2 separate regions of the Mus musculus genome follow, and region 2 is linked to region 1. Evidence: chromatin loops called from intact Hi-C (ENCODE). Cell type or tissue: left cerebral cortex. All regions are shown on one strand. Each heading gives the region's core, and the rest is flanking DNA. Links, peaks and the distances in the headings are about the cores only.

Region 1 (4,388 bases), core at 74-4,073:
ATAGTGAGCTCCTTAGTTTAAGGCCAGTCTAGGTTATTTGAGATTCCATATGGAAAACAAAACAAAAATAAGTAAAAGAAAAACAAGTAAACAAAAGTCTCCAATGCAATCCTGTTTTGTTGGCCAGGCTGCCAGGTTCCCTTTAAATCTGTGGGCCTGGATGATTCTTCTGCCTTCGCCTCCAAATAACTGGGACTACAGGCGTGTGCTCAGCTTGAGCATGTTTGTTTGTTTATTTGTTTGTTTAGGAGCCTTCACAGGCTCCACAGTCCATGAGACCATTAACATCTCTGAATACTTAAGATAAATTTTGTTGAGCATTAAAAACACAATTCATATTTTTATAAATTCACAAAATAAACGTTTTGAGCGCAGATTAAGTCCATTGGGTTCCTCATTTAGTTTTTTTTTTTTTTTCAGAGACTCAATAATCTAATTCAGTTACTCAATAATCTAAAACAACCTCCAAAGGAACATCTACAAAGCCGTGCTGGGAAGAACTTACAGGGTTTCCCTTCTTTTCTTAACATAGTGTGTTTGTTGGGGAGGGCACCTGTGTGATGGTCAGAGAACAACTCTGCGGGTGCTGAAGAACTGAACTCAGGTTTGCCGGGTTGTCAGAAAGAGACGTTACCCCCTGAACAGTCTCGCTCTATACGAGCCTCACTTTTCCTAAAGAAATGAATTAATTTACAAAATACTTTGTGGAGCTATTCACAGCATGGGGAACTCCCCAGCGGCTGTATCACCATAGACAATGCCTTGTCCCTCTGCACCCTCAAACTGTTAATAGTTCTCCTATCTCCCCATGACTAAAGGTTTATGGGCTTGGTCTTCTGCAGGTCCCCTGCAGCCACTGTGAGCTCATTAGCGCCAGAGTCATTCCAACACTCAGGAAGCAGAGATAGGTGGATTTCCATGAATTCGGGTCAACCTGCCTACAGAGTCCCGGGTGACACCCTGTCTAAAAAGGAGGATCAGAGGGAGAGAGAGTGAGTAAATCTTAAGTCCTGGCACCCCGTGTTTGCACGCACAGCTTCCCAAAGGGTAGCAGGCTGACTTTGTCTAAGGCCCAGTAGGACCCTGATGCTTCCGGAGCTCTGCCCTCATCCGGTCCCGGGATGTGCAAGTACACGGTTAGCTTATGCACAGACTTTGGTTACTGGTGGGGTACAGGAGGCAGGCAGGGGCTGCACCTGTCCATTACCTCCTTCAGTCCTCTGCGTGGATGGAGCCGCTCAGCTCAATCAACGCAAAGGCCTGCTTCTGAGGAAGCCTCTTTCTTTGGGCGGACGGAAATGCTTTCTGGCGCTCTCCTTCCAAGATAACCTGAGGCTAAACGCTGCGGAGCGAGCGCAGAGAAAGGCCTGGCAGCTCCAGCAAACCACAGCGTAGAGAACGCCTGCCTTGGGCTCCTCTTACATCTTCACAAGCTTGACCCCGCCCCTCTTCTCGGCAACTCCCCGATTGGTTTTCTGGACTTCCGAAACGCTCAATGATTGGATGGAGGGTCGCACTACGCGATACGAGATGCCCTGGGGGCGGGGACTGCCGGCAAGAGCCAGGCGCGGTGAGCTCTGCTTCACTTAGTCAGCAAGCGGCGCAGGCGAGCGCGCTGAACCGGGTGGGACCTAGGAGCCGGCGAGGAGCACTAAGGGGCGGCGGGGCGGGGAGCCGGGAGGCATGGCGCGGCCCGATGACGAGGTGGGGCCGGCCGTGGCGCCCGGGCACCCGCTGGGGAAGGGATACCTTCCAGTGCCCAAGGGCGCCCCGGACGGGGAGGCGCGCTTGGTACCGCAAAACGGGCCTGAGGCGCTGAACGGAGGCCCCGGGCTCGGCCCGCTGATCGCGGGAGCCCAGGGCGGGCCGCAAGCCCTGATAGCGGCGGAGGAGGAGACCCAGGCCCGGCTGTTGCCCGCGGGCGACGGGGAGGACGTCCCATGCCCCGCGTGTCCCCCGCGCACAGCGCTGTCGCCGAGGCGCTTCGTGGTGCTGCTCATCTTCAGCCTTTACTCGCTGGTGAACGCCTTCCAGTGGATCCAGTACAGCAGCATCAGCAACGTGTTCGAGGACTTCTACGAGGTGTCGCCGCTGCACATCAACTGGCTGTCCATGGTGTACATGGTGGCCTACGTGCCCCTCATCTTCCCGGCCACCTGGCTGCTGGACACGCGAGGCCTGCGGCTCACGGCGCTGCTGGGCTCCGGCCTCAACTGCCTGGGAGCCTGGGTCAAGTGCGGCAGCGTGCAGCGGCACCTCTTCTGGGTCACCATGCTGGGGCAGATCCTGTGCTCCGTGGCCCAGGTCTTCATCCTGGGCTTGCCCTCCCCCGTCGCCTCGGTATGGTTTGGACCCAAGGAGGTGTCGACGGCTTGTGCCACAGCAGTGCTGGGCAATCAGGTAAAGACTGGAACGTCTAGATAACTGGGATCCTTTCAGGCTGGTAGGAAGTCATAGGCCGGGCTGGGGCAACGGTCTGTGGGTAAAGTGCATACTATAGAAGCGTGAAGACTGGGCTCCAGCACCACGAGAAAAGCCTGGCACGGTGGCTCCAGGGTGTATTCCCAGCCAGCACTGACAGGTGAGGAGGACAGCTCCTGAGAAAGGACACCGAGGTTGCCCTCTGGCCTACACACAGGCGCACACACGGGCACGCTTGGAAACTGGCGGTAAAAGAGATCTCAGGTGTTTTTGTCGCCACTGCAGAAGAAAGGTCTTGAGATCTGGAAAGTTTGTTTCCATGTTAAATGTCCTTGGAACAGCCCTGATTTAATTGTATTAGTATTAGTAGTCAGCCCAGCTTGGCACCTACTGGTCACGTATAAGTGAATGTTCAATAAATGCTCCGGTGATAAAGACTTGGCAGTATTACTGAGTCCAGCTATTAGTTCTTAACCGTGAGACAGTGGAAGGCAAATCACTGATCAAGAATGGTTAGTGGGATAAGTCAAGGCTTCCTTAAGAAATGATCTTGTTTTTTTCTACCATCATAAATTCAAATGCCACTAGAATAACAGAAATAATAGTAGGTAAAAGGTTTTTGTATGTGATTTATTTATTTAAAACGGTCTCTTCCACTGTGTAGGGCAGGCTGGTCTGGAAATCACAGTGTCCCCCTGGCTGGCCTCAAACTTGACAATCTTGCTTCAGGCTCCCAAACACCACCATGAGTCACCACAATATTATGTTTGCATTTGTTAATTTTAGGCTTGTTATTGTAACTTAAAATTTTGCTAGAGGGCACTTGTGACACCTGATGTTTTTGTCACCACTGTAAATGTCACATTTTAAAAGATGCTTAGTATTCATTCAGTTGAAGGAAATCTAGTTTAAAAAAAAAATCTATAATCCTTTCTATACATATATTGTTACCTGCCGCCATGTAACTAGAAAATGTTACTTTCTTACTTCAAGTCTCACTTGGGTCAAGATCATGGTTTAAAATACCCCAAGAGACTAAATATGTGTGCCTATTTTATTAGTTACTTTCTTTTTCTAAGTCACTTAATTGCTATGTATCAAAAACAATTTATTACTGATACATTGATTGGTTGTTTCTTTTTTTTTTTTTAAGATTTATTTATTATTATATGTAAGTACACTGTAGCTGTCTTCAGACACACCAGAAGAGGGAGTCAGATCTTGTTACGGATGGTTATGAGCCACCATGTGGTTGCTGGGATTTGAACTCTGGACCTTCGGAAGAGCAGTCGGGTGCTCTTACCCACTGAGCCATCTCACCAGCCCCCGGTTGTTTCTTTATGTTTAGATAGCAGATGTTTTTTAAAAGGTATTTTTTTGGTTCTGAATTGTTTTCGAGGTAAATGCTTCATTAAGCATAACAAAAATATCAACTCCATATTTATGAAGTATTAATTTTATGGATAATAAGTGGAAATATTTACTTATAGGTGGACTTCGCTCTTCTCAGCACATATCTGGAGCTTCCTATATTCACTTGAGGTAGTCTCACTCCTTTCTTGACCTCTATAACTGTACAGTTGTTCAATATCACCAAAACACATTTTCAGCTTCATTTATGGAATGATCATGCATAATAATATTCAGCAGCAGCACGCAGTCACTAAGCTTGTGATTTGTGTGCATGTATCATTTAACTTGGTATTATAAGTTTAGAAACTATTATTTTCTGCATTCAATAAATAGGAAAATTGAGACTTTAAGGAATGAAGTAATTTTCCCAAAGTAATAATAGATCTTGTTCATGTAAGTGTGTCTGGTTCCTGAATGGTGGCTTCTAACTTTCAGGTCTCTAGAAAGAACCTTTGAAAATACAGGCCCTTTAAGCTTGCCAGTGCTTCTCAAAATACTTAATGTGAAGTGTTTACTGTGAGTTACAAATCTTTCTAATGTGACTTCTTTGGTTT
Region 2 (4,388 bases), core at 198-4,197, 98 kb after region 1:
TCTCCTGCCTCCACCTCCCCAGTGCTATAACGGTTTACTTTCTGTCTTGAAATGTTTCTATACTGCAACCTGCACAGTGACGCTTATTCTTTGGATTGGCAGTTATTTATACCACATCTTTTTCTTGTAAGATAGTGAGCTTTTGAGGGTTCGAACCTCAGTATTCTCTGAAAGCCCAGTCTCCACCCAAGGGCCAAGCACACAGCTGGTACTCAGAAAATGCCATAGCACAGGAACCAGGAATGGAGTGGGCAGATCCCAACGGCTTATGTAACGACAGTGTGCTATTTCCCACGCGTGGTACGATATAGTTTCAAAGGTTATACAAACCACTGGAATCTTAATAACTAAGTCCTCAAAGTTTATAGGAGAAAAACATAATCCGTACATCCAATTTAAGATTCGGTGGATACTACTTGGGGTGACATTATTAGAGGCTGCATGTACTGTGGCGCTTTAAAATTTCAAGTGAGTTATTTTTTTACTTTTGGAGGCGGAGTGTCACGCTCGCTGCCTAATCCAGGCCAGCCTCAAATTCATGGTTATCCTCCCGCCTCGGCCTCCGGGGTGTGGAAAGTGCAGGCGTGAGCCATCACGCCAGGCTCTCAAAGAGTGGATTGAAAGAAAAATACCCAGGACGGAGCAAGAACTTGAGTGGCGGTGAAAGTTGGCCTCCGCGTGACCGACGCTGCCCAGCCACCCCGGGGCGCGCAGCCTCCCTCCGGGCGGGGCCCTGCGCGCGGGCGGCGGCGGCGAGCGTGGAGGCCGCGCGAGGCCCGCAGGATCCCGGAGGCCGCGGCCACCGCTGCTGCCCGCCCGCGCGTTACCTCTCCCCGGGCGCCGCCTGGCGCGTCCCCGCCGCGGACCCTCTTCCTCCGCCTTCCTCCCGCGCCCCGCCGCCCCGCCCCTCCCCTCCCCGCCCGCCCCTCCAGGTCCCTCCCTCTGTCCATCCCGCCGGCCGCTCGCCACTGACCGGCCTCGCCCCGCCACACAGCGGCCGTAGCCCCTCCTCACACAGCGCCACGTCTCCATCTTGGCTCTCTGTGAGCGCCCAACGCCCGGGCCCGCGGCTGCACCTCAGCTTCGGCCGCTCGCCGGGTCCTACCGGATCCCCATCACTCGGCTCCCGGCCGGCCGCTAGGCATGCTGGGAGGAGCGTCTCGCCGCAGGCCCGGTCACCATCTTGCCTTCTGGGGCAGTTCCTTTAAGCAGTGCGACTCCGGGCATGCGCAGAGCGTGCGCGGACAGCCATTTCCTGGTAGGGCGGAAGGCTAGCGCTTGACGGCTTTCTTAAGACATAGGAAGGAGCAGGAGCTGCGTGAGACCTAAAGTGTATTTACGTGGTTGCGTAGATCCAAAAGGTAGATTTCCACGTTGAGGAAATACTATTCTGTGGGTTCCCGTAGAACTTTATAATTGATTTTGTGCAAATCTCAGAGAACCCACTTGTACATTAATTAGTGCGTTGATGATCCGAGTCTGTCAGATCGAGCGTAGCTTTCTTGGAAAACATAAATGGAGAAGGGACAGCGAGAATAGCGAGGCAGAGGGCACTGGAAACCAGGGTCGCTGCTTGCTTAGTTTCTTTGGTAGAGCTGTGTAGCTGTGGGTAGTAATTTCTTGGGAAGTTTTGTTCTTTTCCTTGTGTTAATTTTGAGAGATACTTTATCCTTCGTGTATATCCTTCTCTTTATCTGCAGTTGTTATATTGTGTAAACATGTCAGGAATGCTGAATTAGCAAACTCTGAGGAAAGCTAGTCTCTGATTGCACACGCACACTCGTGAGTGTCCTTAGACAAAAGTCTTGTGCAGTCCAGGCATTCGTCAAACTTATCTCACATGCCTGTCTGAGCACTGTGGTCACCAGCAACGTACTGCCATACTTGGCTTCGGACCACATTTTCATCAACCAATATGAAGTCTTGTTTTATGCATGTTCCTTATTTAATTTATATTGTCACTTCATTAACGTTAAACTCTGTCCAACAGTCTTCTGATACATACCTAATTGAAGATAATTTAGTACACATATTTTCTCTATATTACATCATTAACTTTTGTCACCTCAGAATCTTGCAGCAGTATACTTGGGGGGCACTTTTAATAGAAAAATCAGTAAAACTGTGGGAAAGGGACACTAAGTAGTCGGTAGAAAGGTTAGTTTTTTACGGTCTGAAAACTCAAGAGGGCAGAGTGCCTTGTTTAACCTCAGGGACAAGCACACTAGGCAACTAAAATTTGCCTTTCTCCTTGTTGGAGAAAAACCAAAACACTGTGAGGATTGATTTGGACATTTTAGGTAGGTTTTAGGGAGTAGGCAGTTTACAAACGCAGTGTCCACAAATGGGGGCTGACTGCTTGAGGTTTATACTGTCCTATTTTCTAAGGGTGATCACAATGTTGTTGTTAGTTACATGTGGCCAGTAGTGTCCTATATGCCTTGTTCCATAATCACATTGTAAGTGACTTGTGAACAGTGTCCATGACTCCTGTTCAAATCTATTCAACCTAGTACTCTACTGACTACACAACATACGGCAAACAAAGATCATTGATAGGGTTATTAACTGGAGCAGACTTAAGGAAGACCTGTCAATCACCAGACTTTCTCCTCCAAGCACACCTTAGCTCCTCTGCTTGTTGTGCAAAGAAAAATGTAGTGTTTTGAAATAAGCAAATGGCATTAAGGTCCTTCCTTCCTTCCTTCCTTCCTTCCTTCTTTCCTTCCTTCCTTCCTCCCTCCCTCCCTCCCTCCCTCCCTTTCCTTTGTTTGAGACAGGGTTTCTCTGTGTAGCCCTGGCTGTCCTGGAACTCACTCTGTAGACCAGGCTGACCTGGAACTCAGAGATCCACCTGCCTCTACCTCCAGAGTGTTGGGATTAAAGGCGTGCACCACCAACTGTCAAGATGCATTCTTTCAATGAGTTTGAAGGTTTCTTGATGACGAAAGACACTTTGGGAGCTGTCTGCTCTAGAACTTTAGAGAGAGTAGTTACCTTATAGCAGCATGGTGATTATCCTAAGGGTTGGAGAACTCTTGTCTCTGTAACAAAACAAAACACCATTTTTGCATTCATGTTCCAGTTGAAAGTTCTCAGCTCACATTGTTCTGTCCCCTTAAATAGATCCTGCTTTAGTCACTCAATAAGTTAAGCAAGTCTGTTCACATATGCTGACATCTCAACATTCAGACAGCTGAGGCAGGAGCCTGTAGAGTTTGAGACCATCCTGGGCCACACCAAGAACCTGTCTTAAAGAAGGGTTGTCTGAGAGTCTGGAGAGATTGCTCAGCTGTTAAGAGCTGTCAAGTGCTCCAGGCTAACCTTTAAAAGGCCATGTAGCTGAGGGTAACCTTGAACTTCAGGATCTCCTGCCTGCCTTCCCAAATGCAGAAACTGTAAGTGTGTACCACCATGACGCACCTGTGCATAAGTGTCTAAAACCTTTGGAGTCCAGGACAACCTTGTCTACAACTGGCTTTTGGTTTTGCTCTGATTACTAAGTCCCCACTCAGAACATCTCCACAGTGTTCCCGTTTCATGGATCCTAATTCTTCTGACTTCCTAAGGCATCAGACACACTCGCGGTACAAATACACAAATGCAGGTAAAATACTCATGCACATGAAACAAAAGGAAATCATTGTTCGTTGCTTGGACTGGTTTTGAAAAAAATCTGTCCATATGCAACCCTGCCCGGCCTGAAGCTTACTATGTAGAGCAGGCTCCACTCCAACTCACAAGAGATCTGCTGCCTCTACAGGGATGAAGAATTGTGCCACCACATCCAGGTAAAATAAAACCTTAAAAGTTATTTTCAAAAGCCAGAGATATGGAGCTGGAGACATGGTTTAGCAGTTAAGAGCACTGGCTGCCCTGAGGTCTTGAGTTCAATTCCCAGCAACCAACAGTGGCTCACAAACATTTATGGTGAAATCTAGGGCCCTCTTCTGACATGCAGGTATACATGCAGATACTCATACATTAAATAGAAAAACTCTTTAAAAACAAAAAAGCCAGATATATTAATCAGAAATGAGCCATGAAAAAACATGCTCATGTTTGGTTAGCTCAGCGAGAAATTAGGAGGTTGGGACAGGGCTTTATGGCACAGTCTTGTCATGTCAGGACTCAGGAGACAGAAATAAGCACAAGGATTTCAAATTCCAGCCAACCTGAGCCAAATGGCCAGTCCAGGGTCAACCTAAACCACAGAGGAAATTCCTGAAGAAATTCACAAGCATAAATTAACAACAACAAAATTGAGATGAAGGCAGAGCTGCTTTGGAGAAAGAAAGCATTCTCTGCGATGCTGAGAACTACAGCAGGGCAGTGGTGACCCACTTCTTTAATCCTGGCACTTGGGAGGCAGATTCAGTTGGATCTCT

What was found. Peaks named below come from ENCODE experiments on the same cell type or tissue, not always from the same donor. Only the 100,000 strongest peaks of a DNase experiment are listed, where the experiment ranks them.
Region 2: it touches region 1 in a loop (2.8-fold over the local background); 1 of 42 quality-filtered maps calls a loop at or near these places.

The regions. Positions count from the first base shown.
Region 1 is chr1:191,023,389-191,027,776 of GRCm38, reverse strand. It overlaps Flvcr1 (feline leukemia virus subgroup C cellular receptor 1), which reads left to right and starts at 1,587. Exons shown (of 10, transcript NM_001081259.1): 1 at 1,587-2,400. The coding sequence starts at 1,684. It overlaps A230020J21Rik (RIKEN cDNA A230020J21 gene), which reads right to left and starts at 2,426. Exons shown (of 2, transcript NR_027298.1): 1 at 1,208-2,426. In left cerebral cortex, for the core only: a CTCF peak has its summit at 1,574; DNase peaks (open chromatin) are centred at 1,506, 1,988 and 3,099; H3K4me3 peaks cover 2,489 bases; H3K27ac peaks cover 1,748 bases.
Region 2 is chr1:190,925,344-190,929,731 of GRCm38, reverse strand. Angel2 (angel homolog 2) reads right to left here and starts at 1,227. Exons shown (of 9, transcript NM_021421.4): 1 at 974-1,227. The coding sequence starts at 1,032. In left cerebral cortex, for the core only: no CTCF peak of the experiment used is centred there; DNase peaks (open chromatin) are centred at 288, 511, 1,195 and 1,820; H3K4me3 peaks cover 1,875 bases; H3K27ac peaks cover 1,614 bases.